Regions from separate parts of the Mus musculus genome. Here all the other regions are linked to region 6. Evidence: chromatin loops called from intact Hi-C (ENCODE). Cell type or tissue: heart. All regions are shown on one strand.

The links. Hi-C counts contacts between places; a loop is a spot of excess contacts. Peaks named below come from ENCODE experiments on the same cell type or tissue, not always from the same donor. Only the 100,000 strongest peaks of a DNase experiment are listed, where the experiment ranks them.
Region 1: it touches region 6 in a loop (2.3-fold over the local background); 3 of 42 quality-filtered maps call a loop at or near these places.
Region 2: a loop joins it to region 6, with 3 times the contacts of the local background. A loop is called at or near these places in 2 of 42 quality-filtered maps.
Region 3: it touches region 6 in a loop (9-fold over the local background); 13 of 42 quality-filtered maps call a loop at or near these places.
Region 4: a loop joins it to region 6, with 6 times the contacts of the local background. A loop is called at or near these places in 5 of 42 quality-filtered maps.
Region 5: a loop joins it to region 6, with 8 times the contacts of the local background. A loop is called at or near these places in 5 of 42 quality-filtered maps.
Region 7: a loop joins it to region 6, with 2.1 times the contacts of the local background. A loop is called at or near these places in 5 of 42 quality-filtered maps.

The regions. Positions count from the first base shown.
Region 1 is chr7:110,057,770-110,061,769 of GRCm38, reverse strand. Zfp143 (zinc finger protein 143) reads right to left here and starts at 59. Exons shown (of 16, transcript NM_001374618.1): 1 at 1-59. In heart, CTCF peaks have their summits at 732 and 2,437 (motif pointing right); a DNase peak (open chromatin) is centred at 249; H3K4me3 peaks cover 1,975 bases; H3K27ac peaks cover 2,141 bases.
Region 2 is chr7:109,967,121-109,971,120 of GRCm38, reverse strand. No RefSeq gene overlaps it. Among named protein-coding and RNA genes, the nearest start is that of Dennd5a, 8.7 kb to the right of the region's middle. In heart, a CTCF peak has its summit at 2,128; DNase peaks (open chromatin) are centred at 1,890 and 2,750.
Region 3 is chr7:109,890,878-109,894,877 of GRCm38, reverse strand. It overlaps Dennd5a (DENN/MADD domain containing 5A), which reads left to right. Exons shown (of 23, transcript NM_021494.1): 23 at 63-1,098. The coding sequence ends at 246. Among named protein-coding and RNA genes, the nearest start is that of Scube2, 27 kb to the right of the region's middle. In heart, a CTCF peak has its summit at 2,119; DNase peaks (open chromatin) are centred at 2,067 and 2,870.
Region 4 is chr7:109,802,615-109,806,614 of GRCm38, reverse strand. Scube2 (signal peptide, CUB domain, EGF-like 2) reads left to right here. Exons shown (of 22, transcript NM_020052.2): 19 at 375-572; 20 at 1,855-2,007. Among named protein-coding and RNA genes, the nearest start is that of Nrip3, 23 kb to the right of the region's middle. In heart, a CTCF peak has its summit at 1,569 (motif pointing right); a DNase peak (open chromatin) is centred at 2,054; H3K27ac peaks cover 289 bases.
Region 5 is chr7:110,081,568-110,085,567 of GRCm38, reverse strand. It overlaps Zfp143 (zinc finger protein 143), which reads right to left. Exons shown (of 16, transcript NM_001374618.1): 10 at 3,651-3,776; 11 at 2,198-2,377. Among named protein-coding and RNA genes, the nearest start is that of Zfp143, 22 kb to the right of the region's middle. In heart, a CTCF peak has its summit at 1,594 (motif pointing right); no DNase peak of the experiment used is centred here.
Region 6 is chr7:109,705,155-109,709,154 of GRCm38, reverse strand. Akip1 (A kinase (PRKA) interacting protein 1) reads right to left here. Exons shown (of 6, transcript NM_020616.2): 4 at 1,644-1,757; 5 at 134-214. Among named protein-coding and RNA genes, the nearest start is that of Akip1, 3.5 kb to the right of the region's middle. RefSeq lists an enhancer at 1-2,343. In heart, a CTCF peak has its summit at 1,934 (motif pointing left); no DNase peak of the experiment used is centred here; H3K27ac peaks cover 1,663 bases.
Region 7 is chr7:109,791,095-109,795,094 of GRCm38, reverse strand. No RefSeq gene overlaps it. Among named protein-coding and RNA genes, the nearest start is that of Nrip3, 12 kb to the right of the region's middle. In heart, a CTCF peak has its summit at 2,178 (motif pointing left); no DNase peak of the experiment used is centred here; H3K27ac peaks cover 314 bases.

The DNA.
Region 1 (4,000 bases), 350 kb before region 6:
GAAAATTTTCCAACAATTCCTTCGTCCGACCACCATGCACCAGGACAGGAAACAGCCGCCCGGCCCCCAAGCCCCGCAACCCGCATAGCAATTCTGAGTCCCGCCCCTACCCTCCATTGGGCTGTCTTTACGTCACTCACTGGAAGACTCTTGCTCTCGATTGGTCTAGATTTAGCTGACGGGCAGGAAACCGCCACTAACTACGCCCACCTCACCTGCGTCATTGTTGCCTGACCTTCCTACCCGCTCATGAGTGGCTGGCGCCAGGTACGGAATCAAAGCTTCTGTGCCTGACTGGATGGCGAAACTGCTCATCGCGGACCACTCCGCCCCACGGACGAGTGAATTATGCCGATTCTGGGGCCCCAGCGGGAGGCGCCATTTTGTAGCAAGGGAGGGAGGTTCGTCCTTTTGATTGCCCGGGAGGGAAATAGGGTGATGGGCGCCATTTTCCCTACAGGGCTAATGTGGAACCCATGGAGCTCCCGGTGGCCCTGCCGGAGCGTGTATCGGAGGCCGGATGGGCCTTGCCTTTCTATTGCCGAGTGTTATTTCATTGGAAGGTTAGAGGAAGGCAGGAGGGCGGCCCGAACCTCCCACGCGCTCCCTAGGGGCTCTCGGAGTCGGCCGAGGCCTTCGCTTTGGGTCTCTGTGCCTAGCGCAGCTGATGCCGGAGACTGGGTTCGGAACCTGCCTGCCCTTCCCCAATCTCCGGGCATGACCATGCCATGGGAGGTTGAGCTTTCTGCTTCTGCGGAGATCCCGGCGGAGCCGAGCTTCCGCTGGGAGGCAAAGCGAATGCTCTTAGTGTGTCCGTGGACTTGTGGTCGCTCGGGTCCTTTGCATGCGCTTTCCCTGTTTTGTGAAACTGAAGGATGAAGAAAGCATCTGTTGGGCTCTTTAACCTATTGAGACATTAGTTGTGGCATGTGGTACGTTTTTTTTTTTTTTTAATCCTCTCGGCCCAACCCTTAAGCCATTTCCAATACAAGGCATTTCAGATAAGAGTGCAGTAGCCGCAGTACCAGGTGTATATTCCAATAAGATGAGGAGGTTGACCAGCATTAGCCGTCAGTCACTTGCATTTCAGGTGATGTCATTGATGAAGTCGAAAAATAGCCGGGAGAAACTTGAGTTTGTAACTAAATCTAGTCGGAACCTACAGTATTACCTTCTCTTGCCCTCACCCCATCTGAGACTTTAGTTTGCAGTATAGTTCAGTAGGCTATGAATTTAACCGGAGAGTATATCCCTAAGTGCTAAGAGTAGGCTGTATAGCCTATGCCACATAAGGCCCAATAAATCACAATTTTAAAATATTAATCTAACCAGGGCATAGTTACATAATCGGTACTCAAATGTCATTTGAAGGATCTCAGGACTTAGAATATACATCCTTTTATGGTTTTTGAGAGTGTGGCTGTCTGGCCTTGTATTTGCTATGTAGAGGGCAATTGATGACATGATCTTGACCTAATCCACCCACAACTCCTATCAAACCCTGGCAAGAAAGGTACATGACACCACTACTTTGTTTTGGTACTCTTGGACCTTTCTACCTCCACATGGCCAGTAATGGGATTATAGATAGGCATGTGCCACCATCTCTGGTTCTGAACAGTATTATTATTTTTTGCTTTTTTTTCCAGATGGGGTTTCTCTGTAGCCCTGGCTGTCCTGGAACTCACTCTGTAGACCAGGCTGGCCTTGAACTCAGAAATCCGCCTACCTCTGCCTCCTGAGTGCTGGGATTAAAGGCGTGCGCAAGCACTGCCCGGCCAGTATGAATATTGTTATGAACAATGGTTAAACATTCCTAGTGCAAATGCCACCACCATCTTGTTCATGGGTTTAATCCTCAAGGACACAAAACACTTGGACCCTTAAAAATTAGAATATGGGTCTCCAAGGTGAACAGCCTCTGGCATGTTGGAACAATGTAGCAGGAGATGTCAGAAAAGTTACCACAGGGATAACTGGCTTGTGGCGGCTTTTTGATCCTTCGATGTCGGCTCTTCCTATCGTTAAGCAGAATTCACCAAGCGTTGGATTGTTCACCCACTAATAAGGAACGTGAGCTGGGTGAGCTGAGTTTAGACCGTCGTGAGACAGATAAGGAGGTCGGCCAGTTCCTCCTGCCTTCTGCAAGAGGGTTCCCAGACTGCCCTTTGAGAATAAAATGGGAGGCCACAACCAAAGTCTTTTGGATAAAGCACCACCATGGACTATGCACTAGCACTAACCCGTTTGCCTGCCTTCCTTCCCAAGGCATAGATCTTACCCAGCATGGGAAAGATCCTCCCTCCCTCCCCCCTTCCACCATGCACTCAATAAAATAAAATGAATGAACGAAAAAAAAATTAGGGCATGACACTGGAATTTTAAAAAAGATTTTATTTAATGCTTCAGTGCTCTAACTGTATATACTGTATATATACAGCATGCCAGAAGAGGGCATCAGATCCTATTACCACCATGTGGTTGCTGGTTATTGAATTCAGGATCTCTGTAACCACTGTTATTTCTCCAACCACAGATGGCATTTTATGATCAAAACATTAAATCATTTTTAAGTTTAGTAAATCCTATACCTCAGGGTACTCAAGCTGTTAGGTGTTGTGATTTTATATATTCTATATATAGTAACCGTTTTAACATCACAAATGTCTCTAATTCTTTGTGAGCTTTGAAAGCATGAATATGTAGAACACTGATATGCTAGGCACATCTGTTTTTAAGATTGTTTTGGTAAGGTTAGGGTGGTACTAAGAGCCTTCCACTACTTGTGGATACCAGCCCATCAGTTTTGTGATTTGCTAGATTTTCTTGATTGCTTTTCAGGGCTAATGTTTGGACTCAAATCCAGCCTAATTCAGGCTATGAAAGCACTCTTGACACTGGAATTACAATTTTAAGGACTTATTAAGGCATAACACTTTTTAAAATGACTTCTTGCTACAAGCAGCTAAAGTCACATAACTACAACCCAGTGAATATGTAAAGCTAGTCTAATTTTTCAGATTCTACATTGTTTATCCTAAAATCAAGACACTGCTTAGCAATCTTTGGTCCACCTAGGTCATTTTGGGATAATACATGAGCTGAGAGGCCTAGGCCTTTTAAGTTAATTGCTCTATCAGGGCCATTTATTCTCTATTAATGATCACATTAATGTAGGGTTTCTTTCTCAGCTCATTGGCTGAAATAGTACCACAGGGATCACTACTGTTATTTTTGATTGGCTTTTCTTTTGAGACATGGCTTCTCTGATGCATAGCCCTGGCTATTGTAGAATTCATTCTGTAGACCCAGCTGGCTCCTAAGGCATTCAACTACCTGTGAAGGAGGGGACTAAAGGCATGTTGAAGGGTTTTTTGTTTTCTTTTTTTGGGTGTGTGTGGGAGCGTGGCATCATTTTGGTCCCTCTTTATATGCTCAAACAGAATAACCTTGTCAATTCCTTGGTAGGTGTGAAAAAAAGATTCTATCTGGATTACATGTAGATCAACTTGGAATACACTTGTGATAGATATATGCTTAGCCCAGAGAGTAGAACTATCAGAAGGCCTTGTTGGATTAAGTGCTCCCTGGAAGCCAGTATTCTGCTAAGCAACTTTTACACAGCACTTCGGGCACCATCCTACCTGGATGCTGCTATGTTGTCATCAGCTGCCTTGGTTGTGGTGTCTGTTCACAGCGTAAAACCCTAAGAAAATACTGTAGCATTAGCAGATCTACATTTGGCAACTTGAATCAATTAAAAATAAAAGGAGTGCACATCTTTGCTTGTGAGGTAAAGGGTCTCTATGTTGGCAACTTGACCCACAAAGTTCCAGTATAGCAAGACTAGCTATTGAAGCCAGTCACTTTTTTTTTTTTTTTTTTTTTTTTTTGAGACAGGGTTTCTCTGTGTAGCCCTGGCTGTCCTGGAACTCACTCTGTAGACAAGGCTGGCCTCAAACTCAGAAATGCCTCTGCCTCCCAAGTGCTGGGATTGAAG
Region 2 (4,000 bases), 260 kb before region 6:
AGCTGCTAGCTGTATCCCAGATCTATTAAGCAACAAAGGACATAAGGAAGCAATTTTAGGTGTTTTTACAAGTATATCAAAGTTGGAGGAATTTCTCATAGGTTAAGAGGACCAAGGTTTGATTCTCAGGACCAACATGGCCCCATAACAGATTGTAACTTTTACAGAATCTAATGGCCTTTTCCAACCTTCGTGGGTACCAGGCACCCATGTAATGCACATACATACATGAAGGCAAACACACACATAAAATAAATCTTTAAGTCCTTATGGCCCTCTGGAGAGAGCTCAACACTCAAGATGGATTTTTTTTGGGGGGGGGGTGTGTTCGAGACAGGGTTTCTCTGTGTAGCTTTGGCCTTCATGGAACTCATTCTGTAGACCAGGCTGGCCTCAAACTCAGAAGTCTGCCTGCCTCTGCCTCCAGAGTGCTGGGATCAAAGGTGTGCGTCACCACGCCCAGCTCAAGATGGATTGTTGCTCGGCATGAATACTAGAGTTTGGATTCCAGTACCCATGTCCTCCAAACACCTATGACTTCAGCTCCAAGGGGCACATAGAGACAAAAAAACTCAATTTTTGTTTTAAAATTTAAAAAGATGGTATGAGCCTGTAATCCCAAAACCTGATGCTGAAGTTATGTGAATTTCAGACCAGGACTATAAAATTACATCTTGTTTTAAAAATAAAAAGGAAGAAGGGGGCTGGAGAAAGATGGCTCAGTAGTTAAGAGCACTGACTGTTTTTCCAGGGGTACTGAGTTCAATTCCCAGCAACTACTTGGTGGCTCACAACCATCTGTAATGGAATCCAGTGCCTTCTGGTGTGTCTGAAGACAGCTACAGTGAACTCATATACATAAAATAAATCTTTAAAAAATGTAAAACAAATATCTGGGGAGGAAAATTAATGGACCAGATCCCTGGGAGGTACAAGAAAGCTAGATGGACTCATGAACTCAGAATAGGATTCCACACCTTTAATCCCAGCACTTGGGAGGCAGAGTCAGGTGAATTTCTGAGTTTGAGGCCAGCCTGGTCTACAGAGTGAGTTCCAGGACAGCCAGGGCTATACAGAGAAACCCTGTCTAGAAAAACAAAAAACCAAAACAACAACAAAAAATTACACACCAAAAACAAACCAAAAAAAAAAAAAAAAAAAAAAAAACCCAAAAAGCCAAGAACTAAAGCTCCACAGTAAATGAGGTGTTAGATTGTGGCTCAGTTGATAGAGTGCTTTCCTTGGCATGCACACAGCCATGCATTTAATTCCTCACTTGTGAAAACTGGTCCTGCTTGTTGTAATCCTACCATTTACTAGGTGGAGGCAGAATAATTCAGAGGATGAAAGTCACCCTCAGTACATAGTAAATTTGAGCTCAGCCTGATCTACACTCTGCCAATGGGCTGTGTCCCAGACCTTAATAGACTGACAGGCATTCCTTGTGAGATTTTTCAGTTACTCCTGGTGGACAAGTTGACATAGATGCTCATCCTGTTCTGGGCATGGATTTCTGAATTCCCCCAAACCACACAGATCCTGGAATTCTCTGCTCAGATAGTTTTATGAACTTTTAAAGGAATGAAAGCAGAAAAACAAACAAAAAACCAGACACTCGTGGCTCACAGAGCTTCATTTTGTATGCACTAGTCTCTCATCACATATCATTAAACCAAGTGTGTGGTCCTTCTGAGCACAGTTTCCTGTGCATGAGTGGAAAGGCAATGAAGGTGGCCCTGGGCATAGAAGAAAGGTAGGTATAGATGCTGCCTACCCACTGGCCATTTCCAGCTCTGTGCTAGCAACCAGATGATGAGGGTCAAAGGTGAGAGGAGAATGGAGCAGAAGCACAGGGAAAGCCTTGATGGAAGAGCAGAACAGATGCTGACTTAAGCTCTGCAAATCTGTGTCCTGTCTGAGCCCCACATGCTGGCATATATCCAGCAGCCCTGCTAGGAGCACATGCTCTCTGTGTGAGTGTTGCGGGGGTGGGAGGGTGGGGGGGGTGGGGGGGTGGTGGTGGCGGGGGTGGGGGGTGGGGGGGTAATGCCTCTCTCTTCAGATACTCTACTGCCACCTTTTGGAAGATGGTTACAGTAACTGTGCAAATTAATGGTGTCTACAATGAGACCCATCTGATGAAACAGTCTGTACAAAAGTTAGCAGGCAGCCTATGCTATGTTTTACCCTCAGGGTGTTAGGAGCCAGAGGTACAAATACTAATTTACAACCTGAGGTGAGTTTGATGCCATCCTGAGCAATCTGGAACTCTATCTCAAAAGACCACACAACAACAAATCCTAAAATACTCTGTTATAAGTTGTATGTATTTTCAGATTAGTGATATTTACTATATTTAGTGGGTAGTTCTGAATTGTCTTTCATGATCCATTATGTAACCACTACTACAACCGAGATACATGACAATTCCATCACCCTGTCTCAGAGTCTTTCAGAATCCTTATGTGCCTTATGCCTCTTAACCCCAGCACTCTGGAGACAGAGACAGGTAGATAGCTGTGAGTTTGAAGCCAGCCTGGCTTATTTAGAGTTTCAGGCCAGGCCAGCCAAAGATACATAGTGAGACCCTGTCTCAAAAATGACAAAAATCTTTCAGAGTTCAGCTACAGCTAAATATAGCTCCCTTTGGGATCCGGTCCAAGGCTTTTCATTCTCCCTCACTACGCCATCCGGCCTTTCCCAGGATGCTCTTGTCCCCAAGCTGATGAGAATAACGGTGCTACTGTATTCACAGTCTAAGGAAAAAGGCCGGGTGCAGCACACAAGAGGCCCATCTGGTCTGATTCTGAAAAGCTTTTCAGTCCAGTGGGACATGGGAGGAGGGGAAGGGCTGAGAGGAGCAACTATTAGTGTCTCTTGGGCTTGGAGAGCCAAAGATATTCCTCTGCTTTCTGGGTCCGACCACCCTACCCTACATTAGCCTCCCCCCACACAAACACACTCATTCAAACACATCTACATACACATCTATTTACAAGATCAGTTCTGTACCAGAATAGTCAATCATACAGAAAAAAAAAGGACCTCAGGCATACACTTACATACACACATTCACACGTTCACATACTACTTTGGGGAAGTTGTAACACCGGGTGACGTAACACTTGTTCCTCTTTCTCAGTTCATCCTTTCTTGTTGCAGCATCAGAAGCTGCCTGCGGCTGACCAATTTGGGAGCTTCCTTGCTGCTGCCAGTTATGTGGCTGAAAGGCTAAATAAAAAATGAAGCAGAGGTGGTTGCTGGTTCAGCGAAGGAGCAGACACACAATTGCTCTCCAGGAATCAGCTTTGTTAAGAGAAAGGGCCTCAGCCGGCCGTGGTGGCGCACACCTTTGATCTCAGCTCTTGGGAGGCAGAGGCAGGCGGATTTCTGAGTTCGAGGCCAGCCTGGTCTACAGAGTGAGTTCCAGGACAGCCAGGGCTACACAGAAACCCTGTCTCGAAAAAGAAAGAAACAAACAAAGAGAGAGAGAGAGAGAGAGAGAGAGAGAGAGGGCCTCCATGATGTAGTCAGTGACCAGGCTATGAGGTGGGAGGCCATTAGCACACAAACAATAAACCGGGCAATGCTGGCAGCACTCAGGAGGCAGAGGCAGGCAAATTTCTGAGTTCGAGGCCGACCTGGCTTACAGAGCTAGTTCCAAGACAGCGAGGACTACACAGAGAAACCCTGCCTTGAAAAAACAAAACAACAATAAACAAAAAGAAAAATAATATGGTTAGAGAGAGGACTCATCAGTTGGGAGTGCTTTCTGCTCTTCCAGAGGTCAGGAGTTAGGCCCTTAGCATCTGCTCCAGGCAATTCAATAACTTCTGGCTTCCTCAAGGGCATGCACACATACACACACACACACACACACACACACACACACACACACACACACACACCATATTCGAAACAGTTTAACAGGGGCTTAAACAGGAAAGAGACACTTTTCCTTTAAAACCTGGAGAGGAGGCTGGGTGGCTGGGCAGTGCTG
Region 3 (4,000 bases), 190 kb before region 6:
CCTTGGCCTGTGTCTTTCTTTTCCCTTGCTTTGACCTACCTGGATCACTCCCACCCTACCAGAGATCACCTCCTGCACCACTGGATAGCCTTGCTGGCCGACTGCCCCATCACTGCGCACATGTATGAGGACGTGGCGCTGATCAAGGACCACACACTCGTCAATTCCTTGATCCGAGTGCTGCAGACCCTGCAAGAATTCAACATCACACTGGACACTTCCCTCGTTAAGGGCATTGACATCTGACCTCTGAGCACCAGCCAGCAGCAGGACCCAGAAAGACTCCCTGCAGCTCTGCCTCTTCATCCCAAAGGGACCTAAGCAAGTTGTGGGGGACAGAGAGGATATGTATACTTACTGTAAAAAGAAAACTAGAGGATTTTTGGAAAAAAAATAATCTATTTTAGAGTTTATTTGCTGACCTGCTTTTTACACACTTTCATGTGAAAGAGACAGAGAGGGGCAAGGTTGGCGCTGCTTGTTTTGAAGCTGGTGCCTCCCTTGCATGGCCGCACGCTGGGAGCCTGTGGCCTCCCAGACTGAGCCTGCAACAAGTGTGGGGCTGTTCCACATGCCGCCCCGTCACGGCGGTGAGGCCATTCCACATCGTTTTTAAACTAATGTTTTCTATATTAACATTATTCTGGCTATCTGGCTTTCACGGGCCACGCACAGGTGTGCGAGTGGGACATCCCATGCTCCAATCAAAGGGATTTTTAGCAGTGCCTCTGATCAAGCACTGCCAAGTCAGCTCCACATCCGTTTCCCCCCTTCCCCTTTTTTGTCAGTATTATTTGGGAAGGAGACATGCCAGGACAATGTCATTGTGCTACATGCAGAAAATCATGTTTCCTGTTGGCACAAAGTTGCACAGGAGTAAACATGAGCATGTTTAACAGGTTTGTCTTTTCTTCACCTATCTTATTTATTTAACCTGCCATTGTGTGTTTTAAGTATTTGTTTTTCTTTTCTTTTTTTCTTTAAGAGAAGGAAAGCTTGTCAGTCTAACTGGCTATGTTATTACTGTTCAATTTATGTTGTTTTGCAACTTAGAAACCAGCTACAGTATGGCCCACTTAATAAAACACCTGAAACAAATCTCACTGGTCACTGGCTTTCATGGGTGTGTGGGTTGTGGAGGTGTAGTGTGGCCTTCCTGAGGACCAAACTGTGCATCTCTCCCCAGCCGGCTGGGGTCTGGACTGTCTAGGACGCCCCTGAGGACTTAAGTCCGTGCACCTTCCCTATCTGGTGCCCAAGACTTTCAAAGCTAATTCAGTCAGCCAGTGAGGAGGAATGTGCAAAGGTTGTTCTCCCACCGCAGAGGGAGGAAAGCTGGCCAAGCTTACAAAGATTGTCACTTAATCGATGATACTGGGCCATTTCTTGAGAACGGTAGGAGACTGGGTGGGAACATAGAACACAGGTGGCCCTGTCTGCCCTCTGTTAACACATGCAGGTGTGTGTGTGTGTGTGTGTGTGTGTGTGTGTGTGTGTGTGGTGTAGAAGCCCTTTCTCTAGTGAAGGGTTTGCTCTGTCAGGTATAACAGTGGAAAAGCCTTGACCCTAGTAACCAGCTAAATTTTTCTTTTCTTTCTTTCTTTCTTTCTTTCTTTTTTTTTTTTTTTATTTCTGAGACTTCCATGTGTTGGGATTAAAGGCATTTGCCACCACACGTAGCTAAATTTTAATTTTTCAATCAGGCTCCTCTGGCAGAACGTTCCAGAAGTGGCTTAAACAAGTAGAACCCCTCAAACCCGGTGTTGTCCTCTTTTGTGTTCCTCTGGCTCTGCATGTAACTGCTCTCTCTGGTTCCCCTTGCCTGAAAATTGTGTACTGTTTACCTTAGGAGGCAGCTGCTATGATGTCTTCCCCAACCTCCTAGGCAGCTGTCATTGTCCTTGTGGCCCAACAGTTTCTTAGAATTTGGAAGACAATGCAGATATAGTTTCTTGGTTGTTTCGGCCAGCCCCATATTGGACCATCCCTGGGCTCTGAGCACTTACAGGGCAGGAAGGACCCCAGCACATGTCTGTCTTCTGTGAGCAGCTTGTGAGTGCACAGGATGTTTTTGCAAGAGATGAGGAGGAGGCTTCAGGAAAGCCACATTGTGGTGTCCTGCCGGCAGGGGGAGTGAGTGGGCTACAGACTGAGACCTCAGCTCCTTTGCAGGGAGAAGAGAGGAAGAGAGAAGAGGTTGGGCTGTGTCTCTGGAGTACAGAAGGAGAATTTTTGGTCCCCTAGAAAGGCTAGCATGATGTTCAGCTGTATGTCGTGAGCTTAAGCCTGGGCACACCTAACACCAGGGTTTTACACTCTGCAAAGCAAATGGAGATTTCCCCAGGGCTGGGAGGAAACCAAGGCCTGGAAAAGTTGAATTCCCAGGAAATACGGTTTTAGTCGTCATTGCTGTGATAAAAATAACTGACAAAAGCAGTTTAGGGGGAAAGGTTTATTCAGTTCAGTTGTAGTTACTGTGGAGAAGTTAAGGCCACAAGAGCTTGAAGTAATTCACATCCACGGTAATGAGAATGAATGAATGAATGAGTGAATTAGTGCATGCCAGTAATGAGCTCACTCCTTTTCATTCAGTATAGGATCCAGCCCATGAGATGGAGCCACCTATATTCTGGGTGAGTCTTTAACCTCAACTGAAATAAGAAAACCCTTCACAGGTCAACCGCATTATAGATCCCCTCACAGACTGTCTTCCCAGGTGATGCTAGGTTGTGTCAAGTTCACAGTTAAAACTAACCATCACAGTTCTTAGGAGCTAATAACCTGAGCCAGCTCTCGTCCTGTCTGTGGGATGAATGTGGGACAGGCTTAACTTCAGACAGCTGGCCACCGCTGTGGTTCTGCAAGACCAGATGTACAGCAGCCAGATGTCAGCTGTGCAATTTAGTGAGGGAGCTTGGGTCAGCCCTGAGCAGAGAGTGTTCCTGAGAAGGTGAGTGTGGACATGTTTCTTAAATTAGGGCTTTTCAGCTGCGAGTGTCCCTTTTTGTTGTGTTTTTAATCATCGTTGGAATGAGGAATGAAGTAAGAGAGCAGCCACATCCAGGAGCTCAAGATCTCAAGGACCCTGGAGTCAGCTGTGTCCTGCATGGGGCTTGCTCAGGCCTCTGTAGCAGCTCTGAGCAAGCTGGATTCTCTTTGCCCAGCTCACCATCCTGCCTGCCTTAGCATCTGCACCTGCTCTCATCCCAAGCTTCCGACACCAAGATTTCTGGGTAAGCAAGCAAGCAAGCAAGCAAGCAGATGAACTCAGTGAAGCACTAGAACGTGGGCACCTTGTAGTTAACACTCAGATTGAGACCTTTGCCAGCCCCAAATCCATGCTCCCTTCCCGCTACAGTCCAGTGGCTTCCCTGCCAACTGCTGCTAGATTTACTTTTTTTTCTTTTTTTTTTTTTTCAATTTAAAAATAATTAGGTCTGGAGAGATGGCTTAGCAGTTAAGAGCACTCGTTCTGACAAAGGACCCAGGTTCAGTTTCCAGCACCCACAGGGTGGTTCACAACCAGTTCCATGGGGTCCTATGCCCTCTTCTGACCTCCATGGGCACCAGGCATGTACATGGTGCACATAATATAAATGCAGGTGAAATTCTCACTATAGGAAATAATTCTTAAAAAGTAATTTTGTTTATGTGTGAGGGCGTGCATGCCACTTGTGTATGTGGAAGTCAGATGGTGGCAGCAGAGGCGATGGCCTTTGGTATGCGGGACTCTGTACCGTTGCCCCCCTTCTTCGTCAGCAGTGGCAATTCGTGTGCTCAGTGCATTTGCCCACGATGGCCAGTCTACTCTGTGTTTTGGTTTTTCTTTGTGACAGTGCTTTCTGGTATGAAACAAAGGCCTTCATGTTCTGTGTACTCTTAAGTGTCCACCACTACCACATCCCCTTGTGCCTCTATCAGATCTTCTTGTCTAAAACCAGCCAAACCTATTCTTTCCTGGGTTCTGGAAGTGATAGTCCTAGTTCAAAAGTCCTGGTCT
Region 4 (4,000 bases), 97 kb before region 6:
CTATCACTGGAAAGAGAGGCCCATTGGACACGCAAACTTTATATGCCCCAGTACAAGGGAACGCCAGGCCAAAAAAATGGGAATGGGTGGGTAGGGAAGTGTGTGTGGGGGGAGGGTATGTGGGACTTTTGGGATAGCATTGGAAATGTAATTGAGGAAAATACGTAATAAAAAAAAGACTAAATGTGTTGAGAAGGTGGGCTACTTTGGGGAGTCCATGTTGCTTGGCTTCCACAGAGGCTATGAGCATTACAGGATGCACATTCTCTGGGTGGTGCCATTTCCTTGCAACAGTGCCTGGGAGCCACGCTTGGGGAGGCTAGAATAGCAGTGACAGTGTTCTGTCCTCCTAACTCATGGCACTTCCTTTCCAGACAGAAAGTGTGGAGGGGAGCTGGGGGATTTCACAGGGTATATTGAATCCCCAAACTACCCTGGGAACTACCCAGCCAACTCAGAGTGCACCTGGACCATCAACCCACCCCCCAAACGCCGGATCCTGATTGTGGTCCCTGAGATCTTCCTGCCCATAGAGGATGACTGCGGTGACTACCTGGTGATGCGGAAAACCTGTGCGTCTCTCCCTGGGCTTCCCTCCCTTCCCAAGGCAGCCTGGGAAACCTGATGACCTGCCCCCAGCTTTAAATGTGAGGAGCAGTGCTAGTAGATTGTTTCCTTGTGGTAGAGCAGAGACGGGACATGGGTTTATAGCTAACTGGGACTGGCTTGGCTTTGTTCACCCTAGGTAGCAACAAATAGATTAGGGACTGCCTGAGGCCAAAGGTGTGATCTAACCAGGAAGGAAGACCCTTCCTGTTATCCCGACTCAGCCTCTAGTGTCTGTTGTCTATGAAGAAGCATTCTCAACCTGACCCCTTTGACAAACCTCTAACCCTCAAAATATTTACATTGCGATTAATAACAGTAGCAATGAAAATAATTTTATAGTTAGGGATTAGCAGAACATGAAGAACTGTATTAAAGAGTCACAGTACTAGGAAGGTTGAGAACCAATGCATAAAGGGATGTTAATATCAATGCAGCTTGATGACAGAGTTGAGAGTGGAATCGATCCCAGATTCACCTCCTACTGGGTCTGTGATCTTGGGTGGGCATTCTGAACACTGTAGTCTTCTGGGGGAGGGGAGAAATGACAGTCGCTGCCTTGTAGGTTGTTAGGACTAAGAGTTCAGGTAGAATGCTTGAAAGGAACCATGTGTCTGTCTGTCTGTCTGCTATTTCTAAATTTACTGCTAAACACTACTTGTATAAAATCATGGACCTCATTACTTCATTTTCATGCACTATATGATATATTCTGATCATATTCTCCTCCATGACTATCTTGTGCCTCCTTCCAGGTAACCCCTTCTTCTTCCCATCAGTCTCTCCGATGTTTGTCTTTGGGAGGGAGTTGTTTGTTTTTTGTTTGGTTTTGGGACCTACAAACATGTATGAGACGTTATTTACAGGAACAATGGGCACCTTCCCAGCATCTACACAACTGGAGAAAATGTCTGTGTTCCGTGCAGCCATTAGTGGTGTAGATCATGGTGTGGCAGTAGGGGGCGATCATGAGCTTCTCGTCTCTCCATAATGTTGATAAGCCCAGTCTTGTATGACCACTATGTTGGCTACAAAGCAAAACAGCACCACCAATAAAACATAGGTTCTGGATATCGTTTCAGGTCCTTATGTTTGCAAAGCAAGCATTTGACCAAGGGAACTGTCTTCCCAGCCTGAGAAGTCCTGAGTTTAACTTCTTGTGTGGATTAAGTGTTTTCGAAGATGAGCATTCCCTGACTGTGGCACCATGACACCTCTTGAACCACACACTCTATTTTTTCTTGGCAGCTTCATCAAATTCTGTGACCACATATGAAACCTGCCAGACTTATGAACGCCCCATCGCCTTCACCTCCAGGTCAAAGAAACTGTGGATTCAGTTCAAGTCCAATGAAGGGAACAGTGCCCGGGGGTTCCAGGTTCCCTATGTGACATACGATGGTAAGCAGAAGCTGTGGTGCTCCTGTCAGTCTGTGCCATGACAGGGCTTGGCTGGCTGTGCCCTGAGCTGAAGGAACTGGCTTCTGAGCCAGCTGGCGGATGCTGGCAAGCACACCTACTCAGCCAGCCAGGTGGGGAGAGGCAAAAGGACATGGCTGACTCATTGGGGCCACATTCTAAACAGACATTTGGGGACACTGATTATGGAGATGAAAAAGAATGGTTTAGAAAATACAGGGAATCCGAGTAGAGTCAGGTGTGGGAGCGTGGCTGTTGAGGTCAGGCAGCTGGCTGTCCCTTCCAGGACTTGTGTCAGTGACTTACTATCTCTAAGTCTTAGTTTCTTGATTTCCAGGGGCGAGGAACCTAGAGCTTCCAACTCTGAGCTGCACCTCAGTCAAGCATTATTTTCTTAGTGAGTGATGGCAGAAGTCATTTGAATGAACATGAAGCGTTTAACATAGGATAGTGACTTGCAGATAGTAATTGCTCAAAGATATTTAAACTTGTTAAGGTTGTGACTTTTATTAAATAGACTCTTGAGATGGAGTAAAGGCTTAACTTCAGGTCTTGGCCCTGCTTTGGACTCTGTGATCTTGGGCAAGTCAGATGATGTTTCTGGATCCTTCCGATCCCTGGAGACCTACTGAGACTCTGAGGCTTGCTCTACAAATATTTACTGTGACCAGAACGCAAAAGTGTGTCTTTTGTCATAGATACTTTTATAGGGTACATATAAGGCAGTGGAAGCACACACAGAGAGAAGGCAGCAATTATTCTGAATAGGCTTGGAAAGAACAGAGCAGTTTCAAGAGGTTTGGGTCTGGAAAGAACATGTAGAATAAAGTGGGATATAAATAGAAAGATCATTCGGGAAGAACCCAAATGATAAAGCTCCTGGCACAGTTGGCCAGTGGGGAGGGCAGGGAGGAGAGCAAACAAGGCTGGGGCTAGGCAGTGAGAATCCTTCAGCCAAGCTCAGGAGAATAGAATTAATTTTATAGGGAGCCACTAAAGAGTTTTAGGCAAAGAGACATCCTTGGCTTTCCTAAACTCACTTTACATAGTTTATTTCTAACAAGTGATACAAGACCCTTCGTCAGCCCTGCAGTCTCAAATGATGTGTAATGCCCAAGAAAAGGGTTCTTGGGATCTGACTTCTGGGACTCTGCTGAAGGAGACATTGAGTCTAGTTTCTTCCTGGAAGCAGTATTCAGCAAGCTCTCCTGACTGGAGTCATGAAGGAAAACAGACTCTGAGGCTTAAGCAAACATTATCAAGACATTAAGACATTTCACATGTCACACTTTAGGATGCTGTTGTAATTCTGCCTTTGTGACATATTACATGGTCATTTTTTAATTTAAAAAAATGAAAACAAGGGATGGAGGTATAGCTTGGCTGGTAGACTCTCTGTGTAATGTGTATGAAACCAATGCCCAACCTCCCAGCATTGTCTCAGCCAGGTATGCTGGCACTTGAAATCCTATCAGGACAAGCACAAGCTGGTGGGGCTGGGTGGGGTGGGGACTACAGATGAGTCCCATGCTGGAGAAGGGCAAGAGTCATGTGACAGGCATGGGGCATTCCTGAGCACCAGGTATGCATCTAGGTGCCTTTTATGGGCCACATTCCTCATGGTCACCCCATGAAGCGGACTGGGTCGCTTTATGATGTTACAGAAGAGGCCACTCAGGCTTAGAGATTTAAATAACTGAGCTGAGGGCATGATATAACAAAGCTGCAGAACTGGGATGACCCAAGTCTAGAGACTTCAGAGCCTGAGTTCTTACCTATAAACTGCCCTGTTTTGAAAGGCAGAAGGAAGGCAGGAGGCACAGGAACTCTTAGAAACAGAGATGTATATTTTTAAAAGACAGCATCCTGGTAATGACAAAGCACAGTAGAGTTTTCTGTGACAATAGTTTGCACAACAACCTGCGGTCCTAATAGTGACTCCCGTGATGGAAAGAAGCCAGTTCTCTGAGGTTCA
Region 5 (4,000 bases), 380 kb before region 6:
TACTGAACCTGAAACTCACTGACTTGACCAGATTGGCTGACCTCCTGTCATTGCCTCCTCAAAGATAGGATAGCAGGCACATTTTGCTGTGCTCAGCTTTTTCTATGGGTGCTTGTATGCTTGTATGGCAAGTGTTTATCAAGGGAAGCAGCACTGCAGCCCATCACAGTATCTGGTATTATAGTGCTTGTATGATAAGTGTTTATCAAGTCAGGTGGCTCTGCAACCCATCACAGTAGCTGATACTGTAGTGTTTAACCAATGCTTTCAATTTTGGGCCAGGTGTCAGTAAGAGTTACAGATTAATCTTTAACACTCTTTGTAAATTAAGAAAAAATTATGTGAACTTATGTGTCTCTGTGTAGGTATGTGTACATGAGTGCAGGTACCCAAAGATGCCAAAAGAGGGCATCATGTCCCCTTGAGTTGGAGTTACAGGCAGTTGTGAGCCACCTGCTATGGTGTGTGAGTGTTGGAACCAAGCTCAGGTCCCCTGCAGGAACAGCACTTGCTCTTGATTGCTGACTATCTCCTCAGCCCTTTATAAGTAAAAAATAGTAACAGCAGAGATTTTTTTTTATTTGTTTGAGACAGTTTTTCTTGTAGCCCAGGCTGTCATAGGACACAGTACATAGACCAGGCTGGCCTCCACTTCAGAGATCCTTTAGCTTCTTCCTCCTGAGTGCTGGCATTAGAAGTACTCGGCACCACACCCATACTTTATAAATTAATAAAAATACATTGATTTATGTGTATGGGTGCTTTTCCTACATATAAGTCCAGGTACCAACTGTGTACAGCACCCAAAGAGGTCAGAAAAGGGTCATTTTCTCTGGAAGTGGAATTACTGATGGTTTTTAGCCTCCATGTGGGTGCTGGGAACCCAGTCTGGGCCTTCTGAAAGAGCAGCTTTTAACTACTAAGGCATCTCTCTCTAGCCCCTTTTTGTAAGCTTTTAAAAATTATGTTCATTTTTAAATGTGTGTATGTGTGTGTATATGGGCTGCCTTGTCTGGGAGCACCTAGCCTTGAAGAGATTTGAAGTGCCAGGGTAGGGGTGGGGGATTCCCAGAGGAGGCCCCCACCTGCTCAGAGGAGGGGAAGGACCATGGGAGGGGGGCAGTGACCAGGATGTAAAGTGAATAATTAAAAAAAAATTAAATTAAAATTTATAAAAAGTTCTTATTTTGAAGGATGGCAGGTGTTTGTTTGTTTGTTTGTTTGTTTTTGAGACAGGGTTTCTCTGTGTAGGGCTGGCTGTCCTAGAACTTGCTGGCTTTGAACTTGAAGATCCGCTTGCCTCTGCCTCCCAAGATGTGTGTGTGGTGCCGTCACTGTCTGAGACAGTGACTTTTTTTTTTCCAAGACAGGGTTTCTCTGTGTAGCCCTGGCTGTCCTGGAACTCACTCTGTAGACCAGGCTGGCCTCGAACTCAAAAATCTGCCTGCCTCTGCCTCCTGAGTGCTGGGATTAAAGGTGTGCGCTACCCCGCCCAGCTGATGACAGGTGATGTTCTAAACAGGAAAATGGCTGTCAATTACCACTTGGAATATCAGCCCAACTGCTATTTAGGCTGCAGCAAAAGCCACCACTAGATGGCACCAAACAGTAAAAAAGGGATTCCTGTAAACCTTTTTTCCCCGTTTTTTTTTTTTGTTTGTTTGTTTGTTTTGTTTTTGTTTTAATTTTTTATTAGGTACTTTCTCCCGTTTGTTTTTAAGCGTCCACTTATGGCTGGCCTCACAGCCATGACATAGCTGAAGATGACTGTGACCTTCTGATCCTGCTTTGCAGCTGCCTCGTGCTGGTATTATGATGAACATAGCAGCCCTCCTTCACACTGGCTGTACTTGCGGTACTGGCTCACTTGTGGCACTTGATCAGCCTTACAGAAATGGACTTCGTTTTACATTCTGAAGCTTCCTCTCCCTGAGTGCTGCTTGCTTGCCTCCCCCTCCCCCGCCCCACCTCCCTAGACCCTTACTCATGCAAGCACTGAGGCAGATGGCAGTTACACGCCTGGCAGTGGCTCTGCCTTCCCCTGCTGGGATTAAAGGCGTTGTGTGTGTGTGCCATCACAGGTCAGCTCAGCAGAGAAAGTGTGGAGCTGCTTCAGCTCTTCTCATCATGGAAACTGGGAAGAAGAAGGCAGTTGAAAGCCTCGAAGGACACAGGGCAAGACCCCAGCAGTCATTACCTGTGTGTATCCTCACATGGTTTTTATAATTAGTTGCGCTGGCAAATGCCCTCCCACATCCAGGTTCTGTGCAGTAATAAGGTCTTTCTCCTGTGTGTGTCCTAATGTGCACTTTTCTGATATTTGATGTGGTAAAGGACCGACCACAGCCTTCAATAGGACACTTAAAGGGCCTTTCTCCTAAAGATACAAAAGGGAATAAATTAAACAGTTAAAAAAAAAAAAAAAAAAGAGAAATACAGAGATGGGAATGTCACGGGGTTCTGTCAAATGTCTCATCACAGGGTCTCACCCCATCTGCAGCCTGAAGGCCCTGAGTTTCCCTTCTAAGCATTGCTGTGTTCTGGAGAGAGCATTCAACACTCATCAGTGACTGTGACTTTCCAAGATAGAATCATCAAGTGGGCATATTAAAAAAAACTGAACTGAGAAAAGCATACACCACAATGTCAGAGGAAAGAGAAAAGAAAATCACGAACAGAGCTAAGGTTCAACAAGATGGCTTAGTGGGTATAAATGCTTGCTGCCAAGCCCAACTGAGTTGGATCCCCCGAACCTAAAAATTAGAAGCAGAGAATCAACCTCTGAACCTCTGTCTCTGTCTCTGGTTTCTCTGTGTAGCTCTTGGCTCTGTAGACCATGCTGGCCTTGAACTCAGTCCGAGTGCTGTGATTATCATTTCTGACCTCAGACATTTTCTTTACCAGCAGGAGAGGGATATTCTCTCTCTCTCTCTCTCTTTCCCCCTCCCTCCCTCCCTTCCTTGCCCCCCCCAGGGTTTCTTCTCTGTGTAGCCCTGGCTGTCCTGTAACTCACTCTGTAGACCAGGCGTGCGCCACCACTGCCCAGCCAGGGTCTGTTCTCAATTTTGCTACTTATCAAATGTGTAATCCTAGGACAATAACCTTGTTACTCAGGTAATCTCTGAAACTGAGAGGGTTGGTGATCTAGGCTACTGTGCATATTTCTGTGACTTCACCTTGGAAAGTTCACATTCAAAAACAGCAAGTTGGATGAAATTTTAGGAATTTAAGATAAGGCCCAGATAATGACTCCTTTCACCTTTTTCAGGGTCACCATCCTTTCCCTCAGATTAAGAATTCCAGGCCTGGAGGCCAGCAGTTACAAGCACTGACTGCTCTTCCAGAAGACCCCAGTTCAATTCCCAGCACCCACATGGCAGCTAACAACTATCTGTAACTTTGGTTCTAGAGTACTGATACTCATGCACATAAAATAAAATTAAATAAATTATTAAGAAACAATAATAAAATAAAAAGCAGTCCTGGCCTACCCTGATAGTACTAGCCTGTAATCCCAGAAATGGGATGGCCAATGTAAAAGCATCACAAATCCAAGGTCAGCCAGGCTAGATTATCTGATGAGATCCAGGAATCACAAAGGAAAGAAAGCGACTGCTGGTCTAAGTAGGACGTTCTGCTTCAACTGGTACCTGTATGGGTTCTGATGTGCTTCTGTAGATCTCCTGAAGTTTTGAAAGACTTTGTACAATTATCTTCTGAACACCGATATGGCTTTTCTCCAGTATGAGTTCTGAAATGACTTTTTAATCCATAACCTTTAAGAAAATTAAAGAGAAAATGTATCCATACAATACTCCTCTAAACATGTTTTTGGAGATTAACCTAGGGAGCATAAAGTAAGCAGGAAGAATCAAATCCTAGGCAGATATCATGTAATGACTATTAAGAATATTTGGGGCAGCTGGGCAGTGGTGGTGTACGCCTTTAATCCCAGCACTTGGGAGGCAGAGACAGGCGGATTTCTGAGTTCAAGGCCAGC
Region 6 (4,000 bases):
TACCAAACCAAAATCTTGTGGCTCCTCCAGTGTAAACCTCCCAATGTGAAGACACTCTAGAACCCAGTGAGCAGTGGGCCAGCAGGCTTATGGGGAAGGGGGTGAAGCCCAGCACACTGAGCTCTGTACTCACAGGCCAAGAGGACTCTTGAGAATGCTCTGATGTTTGGTAGATGCTTTCTTGTCCAACAGATGTCTCGCCTCTGCAGTTTCTCTGTCAAGACAAATATTGATTAGGGCTAAGATAAGCTTTGACCTCCAGAAAGCAAAGACATCTCTTTTATCTTATTAGGATTATTTTGTATGCCCTTTCTCATCTGTCACTTGTTATTAGTGATCTGTTTGGTACACTTAGAACTATTTTTAGTCATGCTTTTTTTATGTAGGCTTTGGAGTCTGGCAAATCTAAGACCCATTCCCATGCCTGCTGCTTACTAGCAGGATTCTCTAAACTCACACCCTTGTTTCTGGACTGTAACATGGGGCTCCTGGACAGAAGGGAAGATTGAAGTGCTAAAGTCATGATACTCAACAGACTCTCAGCAACAGTTCTTTCCCGTTTCTCCAAGAACCGTTATCAGCAGGGAGCCCCTTTTGCACATCACAGGAAAGAGCAATGACACTTTGCCACATATACACCTCACTTAATAGAGCTCTCCTAGGAGAGCTCAGGTCAGGGCGGAAAGGGAATTGCAGGACACAGACTCTGGTGACTCTCACATCCCAGAGAGGCACTTAAAGGGTTCCAGAGCCTGCAATGAGCCTACTCATATACCCATGCTCACTCCTGTCATTTTTGCTAAACCCCTCCACTCTACTACCTTGAGATGACTAACAGGTCAGAAAAGTCAGGAGGTTAACTTAGGGATTTGAATCTGGACTTAAGTTATAACTAAAGGAGTTTAAGAAAAGTCAAAACCAAAAAGCCTACTTCCATTGAACAAACAGAACCTTTGGCTTTCAAATGGCAATGCATATTAAAAGACAGAGAAGATGATGAAGGGCCTCTAGCTCTTTAAGAGCAGAGCACTCATGTTTGGTTCTCTGTGCTCATACTGGGTGGCTCATAACCATTGGTTAACTTCAGCTCCAGTGGACCCACCCTCTTCTAGATTTGTTGGGCACCTGCATTTGTGTGCACATACCCATACACAGACACACATGCACCCATGTAGTTGAAAATAAAGCTTTTCAGGCAGTCACTGTCAACCTGGCTGTCCTAAAATTCTCTATGTAGACCAGACTGACCTCAAGCTCAAGAGAGCCACCTGCCTCTGTCTCCCAAGTGCTAGGATTAAAGGCATGCACTACCACGCCTAGCTCAAAAATAAAACCTTTAAAATAACCCTCTTTTGTATTCCCAGATGCATATAAAAATATGTGGTTCTTAAGCCTGCCTAAGAACTCCACAGTCCAGGAGAACAGGTTCAACTGAAGATCCTAGAGTGAAATAAATAATCTCATGCTTCAGACAAACTCCTATTTCTGGAAGTTCCCTGAGGCTGTCAAGTGACATGTCTGCTGAGCACTGTAATGCTGAGTCACACAGGCAGCTGGTAACACAAAATCTCACAGGGACTTCCAAACTAAGATATCAATCTTGAGACCATGCAGGTGCTGTGTGGAATGGCAGGGACACTCACTTGTTCCTGACTGTGCCCAGTATCTGAGTACATGTGCATCTCTGGAGGTTTCCTTCTGTGATAACGGTAGACATGGGTTGCTCCTCCTTCCTCTGGCATAGACAAGTAGTATTTCTAGAGAAATAAGGTGAAAGAACATTTAAATATTCTGGCCAAAATTTCAGACTACGATACTTGTGCACAGAAAGAGGAAGGAAGCATGAGAAAAGAGTTAAATTACCTGTCCTTTCCACAAGCCTAAGCCTGAGAAGACAAGGACATTGTATTTGGCATGGCTTTGCTGCCATCTGCTGCCTCTGTAGGGCAAGAACTCTGACCAACTAAATAAAGGTAAGCCGGGACCATGTTTTCTCTCTGCTAGGGTAAAGGTTTTCACATCTTTGCTTCAATGTCAAGTACACACACCCTTTCACTTCCTCGCCTGATGGAGTCAGATCAACAATTCTGTGTTTACTTTCCTGGTGCTCAGACAAGGATGTGGGAAGAACTGAACGATTTCCTTAAGTTGAAGAAACACAGAAGCCTACAAAACATAAACCTAAAAGCCACACAAACACAGCCTTTCCCCTAGGATTTCCCCCAGGGAAAGGAGAGAGATCTCTAATTTAGGAATACTCCAAAAGATCAGAAAAGCTACATTCTTCTTGTTTAGTTCCTTCTTCCTCTTCCAAGTTAACCTTAGATTTGCCCTGGACCATGAGTAATAAAGACATCTTAAGCCTGTTTGGAACATACTCTAGAGACAGTGTCGAAGGAATGTGATGAGAGGACTGAGAAGCTGGGGAGAGAACTCAGGACATAGACCTATGACATTTTAAGGGCTGCTTTAAAATTATGGAGCCAAACCCAGAATAATTTTCTAAGTCTTTAAAAAGCCACCATGTTCTGAAGTGCCATTCCATAACAGGATTGAAGTGGAACATGAACACCAGCTTGCTAAGCCTCAAAGCCAACTACGATTCCTTTGACTGGACCATGAACCAAGTGTCTAAGGTAACCATTTTGTAGTAGAGCTGAGGGTACAGATTGTCCTATAGCAACCCTAGGATAAATATGAACATTAAAAATATTCTCTGCAGCCTGGTCTACAGAGTGAGTTCCAGGACAGCCAGGGCTACACAGAGAAACCCTGTCTCGAAAAAACCAAAAAAACAAAAAACAAAACAAAACAATCAAACAAACAAACACTTCTCTGAACTGTATCTCATTGGTTGAAATCCCATTCGTGGAAGCTAAAGAATGTTTGTAAGACATAGAAGTTTTGTATGTATGTTTTGCTTGAAGTATGTAAGACACAGAAAGCCTGGTATCCCTGAGGTCACGGTGGTGGATGTCCATGATCCCTACCCTCAGAAAGGGGAAGCAGGGAGATCAAGAGTTCAAGGCAAGGAAGGCTTTCTTAAAGAACAAGTCTGAGCGACTCCAGAGCTTATCCCCAACAAAACAGAAAAACTGGCAGTTTACTGATCTTAATATCTGAAGCCTACAAGCGTAGCGAAAACAATTCCTTTCCTTCCAGCTTAGACACCCATATCCTTAAAGCCAGGCCACTCTCAGGAAAGCCTGGTGTCCCTGATGTCATGGTGTTGTGATAATTTACCATCCATCTTTCAGTTTAAACCAAAAAAGCCGATAATAAAGCCTGGGGCTTTAGAAATGTGAACCTTACTAAAGGCCAGAGAGCACGATGAAGGAAGTTTTACAGCCTGGAGTGCAGCAGCGACTTCTCACTGCTTGGTCACAGTGAGAAGTGACCTTAGGTGAGGCTTAGGAGCGACCACTGGGATAGCTGAACGTTACAGAACACGGTTTGATCCATGGGAAGCTGGTCCTGCCACTCAAAAACCACATCCCTGTACCTGTTTCACATGGCTATCTCTATCACCAACTGTTTATAAACCCACAATCCAATATATACCAATGGGAAACTGAAACAAACACTGAAGGTAAAGACCTAGCATACTAACATACAGGTAGTGGTGGCACAGGCCTTGAATCCGAGCACTCCGGAGGCAGGAGCAGGTAGATCTAGGTGAGTTCGAGGCTGGCCCGGTCTACAGAGCAAGGTCCAATATAAGGAGGGCTACACAAAGAAACCCTGTCTAGAAAAACAACAACAAAAAACAAACCCTAACAAACAGACTTGAAGTTTTGGATTCAGCACATTTTGAAAACAAAACAATTCAGGTGTGATCCTGGAGATTTTCACTTCATTTCAAAGGAAAAAGGAAACACCCTCAAATCAAGTAACTGTGGGATTCAGCAAAGAAGCGCAATACTCCTTCACATGACTGAAAACTCAGAAGAGGCGGGAGAACATTTGTGCTTTGTTTATCCTCAACAGCTAGACTTAGGAA
Region 7 (4,000 bases), 86 kb before region 6:
TGAGACTCCGCCCGTGTGGATGCCTTTGAGGAGGCAGGCATGGGAAACTGCACAAGGAGGCTGCGGCCACTCATCTAGGTGGGAGGGGGAGGGTTCCAAAGCTGAGTGTCCACCTTCCTGCCATTAGAGCTGGTTCTGTGGGTGAGTTCTGAGCAGGCATGGGAGTCTGTGAGTCCCACCTTCCAGCTGTGGATATTGTTCTGTAACCACATACTGTAGCGCTGCATCTGATCCAACAACATCCCCCCCCCCCACTTGCAATGGTAATGAGAGCCTGCCTTTTCACACTAACAGATGATTACCATCCCTTGGGGAAATTGCTTCCTCTGAATCATCCTCTGAGTTGTTAAGTGCAATGCCTATAGGCGTTTGCTGGATTTAAGTTTGCAGATGATTCTCACATGGCATGTGGGAACTTGAGAAAAGTGAAGGCTGAGAGCAAGAAGTAAGGATGCACTTGCCCTTGGGTAGAACTTTGCAGGAAGATGGACCAGGACTGTGGCCTGCTGCAGACTGCTTTAGCTGGTCCCCAGGGATCCCCATCAGGCCTAGCTACAATATCAACCTAGAAGAGATGCCACTGTGTAGGACTGTTTACATCTGTTTCCTGTCCCAGAGGTCCCGAGAGCTTTACAAACCATGTCTCTTGACTTCTCAGGAGCATATGAGAGGCAAATGGACTAACTGAGGGTAAATGGCTTCTCATTAAGTAAAGGGAGCCTTCTTACCCATGATTACCTGATAGGCAGCCATGAGCTGTCCCTAGGGCAGTTCCTGGAAGAGGCCAGAGGGACTCATCCTTAGAAATTAGAAGCCACTAATAGTCCTCCTTTCTGTGACCATCTCCTATTCTAGGGGTATGTGAGCTCCTAGTATCCCATCTCCATTCTCTAGGTACTCTGTGGGAGACTGGCTGGTGGCCCAGCAAGGATTAAAGGCAATGAATATAGCCACAGAGACACAAGTAAGCTAGATATGGGAGCTCACACATGTAATCCCAGCACTCAGGAAGTAAAGGCAGCAGTGTGACTGTCATTTTGAGGCCAGCCTAGGCACATAGCAACCACTAGCCCAGCCACAGAGGCTACAGAGGAAAACTCTGAAGATAATTGTAGTGGCTATTCCTGGTTGTCAACTTGACTATATCTGGAGTGAACTACAATCCAGAATTGGAAGGCTCACCTGTGATCCTAATCTGGAGGCTGGGAGATAGGAGTTTCTGACCTGGATCTTGGTATGGAGATCTTGAGGCATAGTGGCTATGGATTCCAGAAGATTAAGACTGGGAGATCTCAGAGTTCAAGGTCATCTGGGATTAAAGGCGTGGTGGCACACACCTTTAATCTGGGCTACACCTTCTGCTGGAAACCTACATAAGGACATTGGAAGAAGGAAGATTTACTCTCTTCTTCACCTGCTTGCGGTGTGGGACTGAACAACTGCTAGATCCTTGGACTTCCATTTTCAGCTGCTACTGACCATTGTTGGGAGTTGGACTACAGACTGTTAGTCATCAACAAATTCCTTTACTCTATAGAGGCTACCCATAAGTCCTATGACTGTAGAGAACCCTGACTAATACAATAATGAAAGACACAGTATCTATCAAGGATCTCCCCAAATAGCGTAGTAGGAGCAAAATAGAGTTAGAAAATAAACCACCTCAGTTTCCAGAAAAGTTGTTCTAGTTGAATTAAAACATCTACCACAATGACAGCAGCCCAGTAGCTGCTTGGTTTTCATTTTACCAGGGAACTGCAAGCACAGTCCTTAGTTACCAGTACTTCTTGGTTGCATGTTTACTTATTCATGAATTTATGCACTGCATATTTACTGAGGGCCTACTAAACAAGATAAATTTCTGTCCTTGGTGGACTGAGAGTCCAGTGGTGAGAGGCAAAAAAACAAAAGCGTGTGGATAGGCAAGTGGTGATCAGTGTTAGGATGGGCAGTGCGCTTACAGAGGCTATTTTCATTATTAGCTATTTCATAAGCTAATCACTGGAGTCTTGAATACAGGCCCATGAAGGGCACTGGATCCGAACACCAAACCTGGCAGCACTGGCCCTGGCAAGCTAGCTCCTTTATTCATCCAGCAAGACCTTAGCATTGTGTGGACACACCAGTCTAACCTCACCTGGTGAACAAGCAAGTCTCAGAACTGGTGCCACCTAGTGGTTGGAAAACAGAGTTCACCTGTGTTTTAGTTGCCCATGGTATTTGCCTGAAATTCAAAATAAAGTGCTAACCAAATAGGACTCTGAAGGTCAAGGTTGATCTTGATAAATGATAGGCCACATGCTGGATTGCATATAGACTACAGAGCATGTTGGTTTAGAACCTTACTTACTCTGCCGGGCTTAAGTTTAGGTGATTTCAAGCTATCAACAATACTGTCAATCCCCCACCTACCTGCAGACACTATCACTACTCATTTCCTTTTATGGTGCAGGCATTAGGATATATATTCCTAAGTTCGTGAGGAAGAGGAGTTGAAAGAGGAGGCTACAAAGACAGCTCTATGGTTAAGAATACATCTTGCTCTTGCATAGGATCAGAATTAAATTTTCAACTCCCTCATGTGGCTACTCCACCCAAAGGCTCTGATATTCATCTCCAGCTTCCAGAGGCACCCGAACACCAGTGCACAGACCCATACAGAGACACGGATGCATTATTTAAAAAATTTAAATCATTGGGTTGGAGAGATGGCTCAGAGGTTAAGAGCACTGGCTTCTCTTCCAGAGGTCCTGAGTTCAATTCCTAGCAACCACATAGTGTCTCACAACCATCTGTAATGGGATCTGATGCCATCTTCTGGTGTGTCTGAAGACAGCTACAGTGCACTCATGTGCATTAAATAAATAAGTACATAAATAAATCTTTAAAAAATTTTTAGATCATTATTAAAAATTGGAAGAACAAGGAAGAAATCACCCCCAATTTGTAATCCTGTCGAATGCTTCAGCCTTTGTGGCTCTAGGAGCTATGACATCCCCAACTTGGATTATTATCTTATCTCAAGATATTTTCTAGGACTGAGGGTAATTCTGAGTACAATCTGGTGTTTCCATCTCTTCCCTATGCTATGGTTCAAATCTGATACATCCTCTCAAGTCCAGGTACTGAGTACTGAGTACTGAGTCCAGGTACTGAGTACTTGTTCTCCAGCTACTGCAGTGTTTTAGGAGATGCAACTTTGCAGGAAGAGGGCCCTTGAAGGATTCTCCAAGCCTTTCCCTGGTTGTTGACTCCTGTCTGTCACTAGGTAAACAATCATCACCATCTCCTCCTCTCCCTCCTCCTCTTCCTCCCCCTCCTCCTCCCACCCCCATCACACTACACTCTGCTTCACAGTGGATCCAGAGACCTCTCTCCTTTGAGTTGCTCTGATGACTGTTCCTGGTTGTCAACTTGACCACATCTGGAATTAACTAAAACCCAAATGGCTGGGCACATCTATGAGTGAGGGATTTCTTCTTAATTAAATCATTCGAAGTGGGAAGACCCACTTTCATCTGGATTTTTTTTTTTTGATATGGGATGATCCACCTTTAATCTGGGGCCACCTTCTGCTAGAAGCCTATATAAAGGTCTTAGAAGAAGGAAAAAGTATTTTTTCCTGCTCACTCTTGCTAGCAAGACCATTCTTTCACTGGCATTAGAGACCACTTCTTCAGGATTCCGTTGTGTACTGAAGACCAGCAGAGACAACCACTACTGGATTCTTGAACCCTCTATTGGTAGACAGACAGCCATTGTCAGACTAACTGAACCACCCATAAGCCATTCTAATATATCGAGAGAGAGAGAGAGAGAGAGAGAGAGAGAGAGAGAGAGAGAGAGAGAGAGAGAGACTCATTCTGTAAGTTCTGTTTCTCTAGAGAATGCTGACTAACACAATTGCCTTCCTGGGAAGTTGGTTTCAGCGATTAAAAGTCTGACAAATACTCCCTACAGGATTCCTGAAGCAGAAATACAAACCCACCTCAAATCTGGG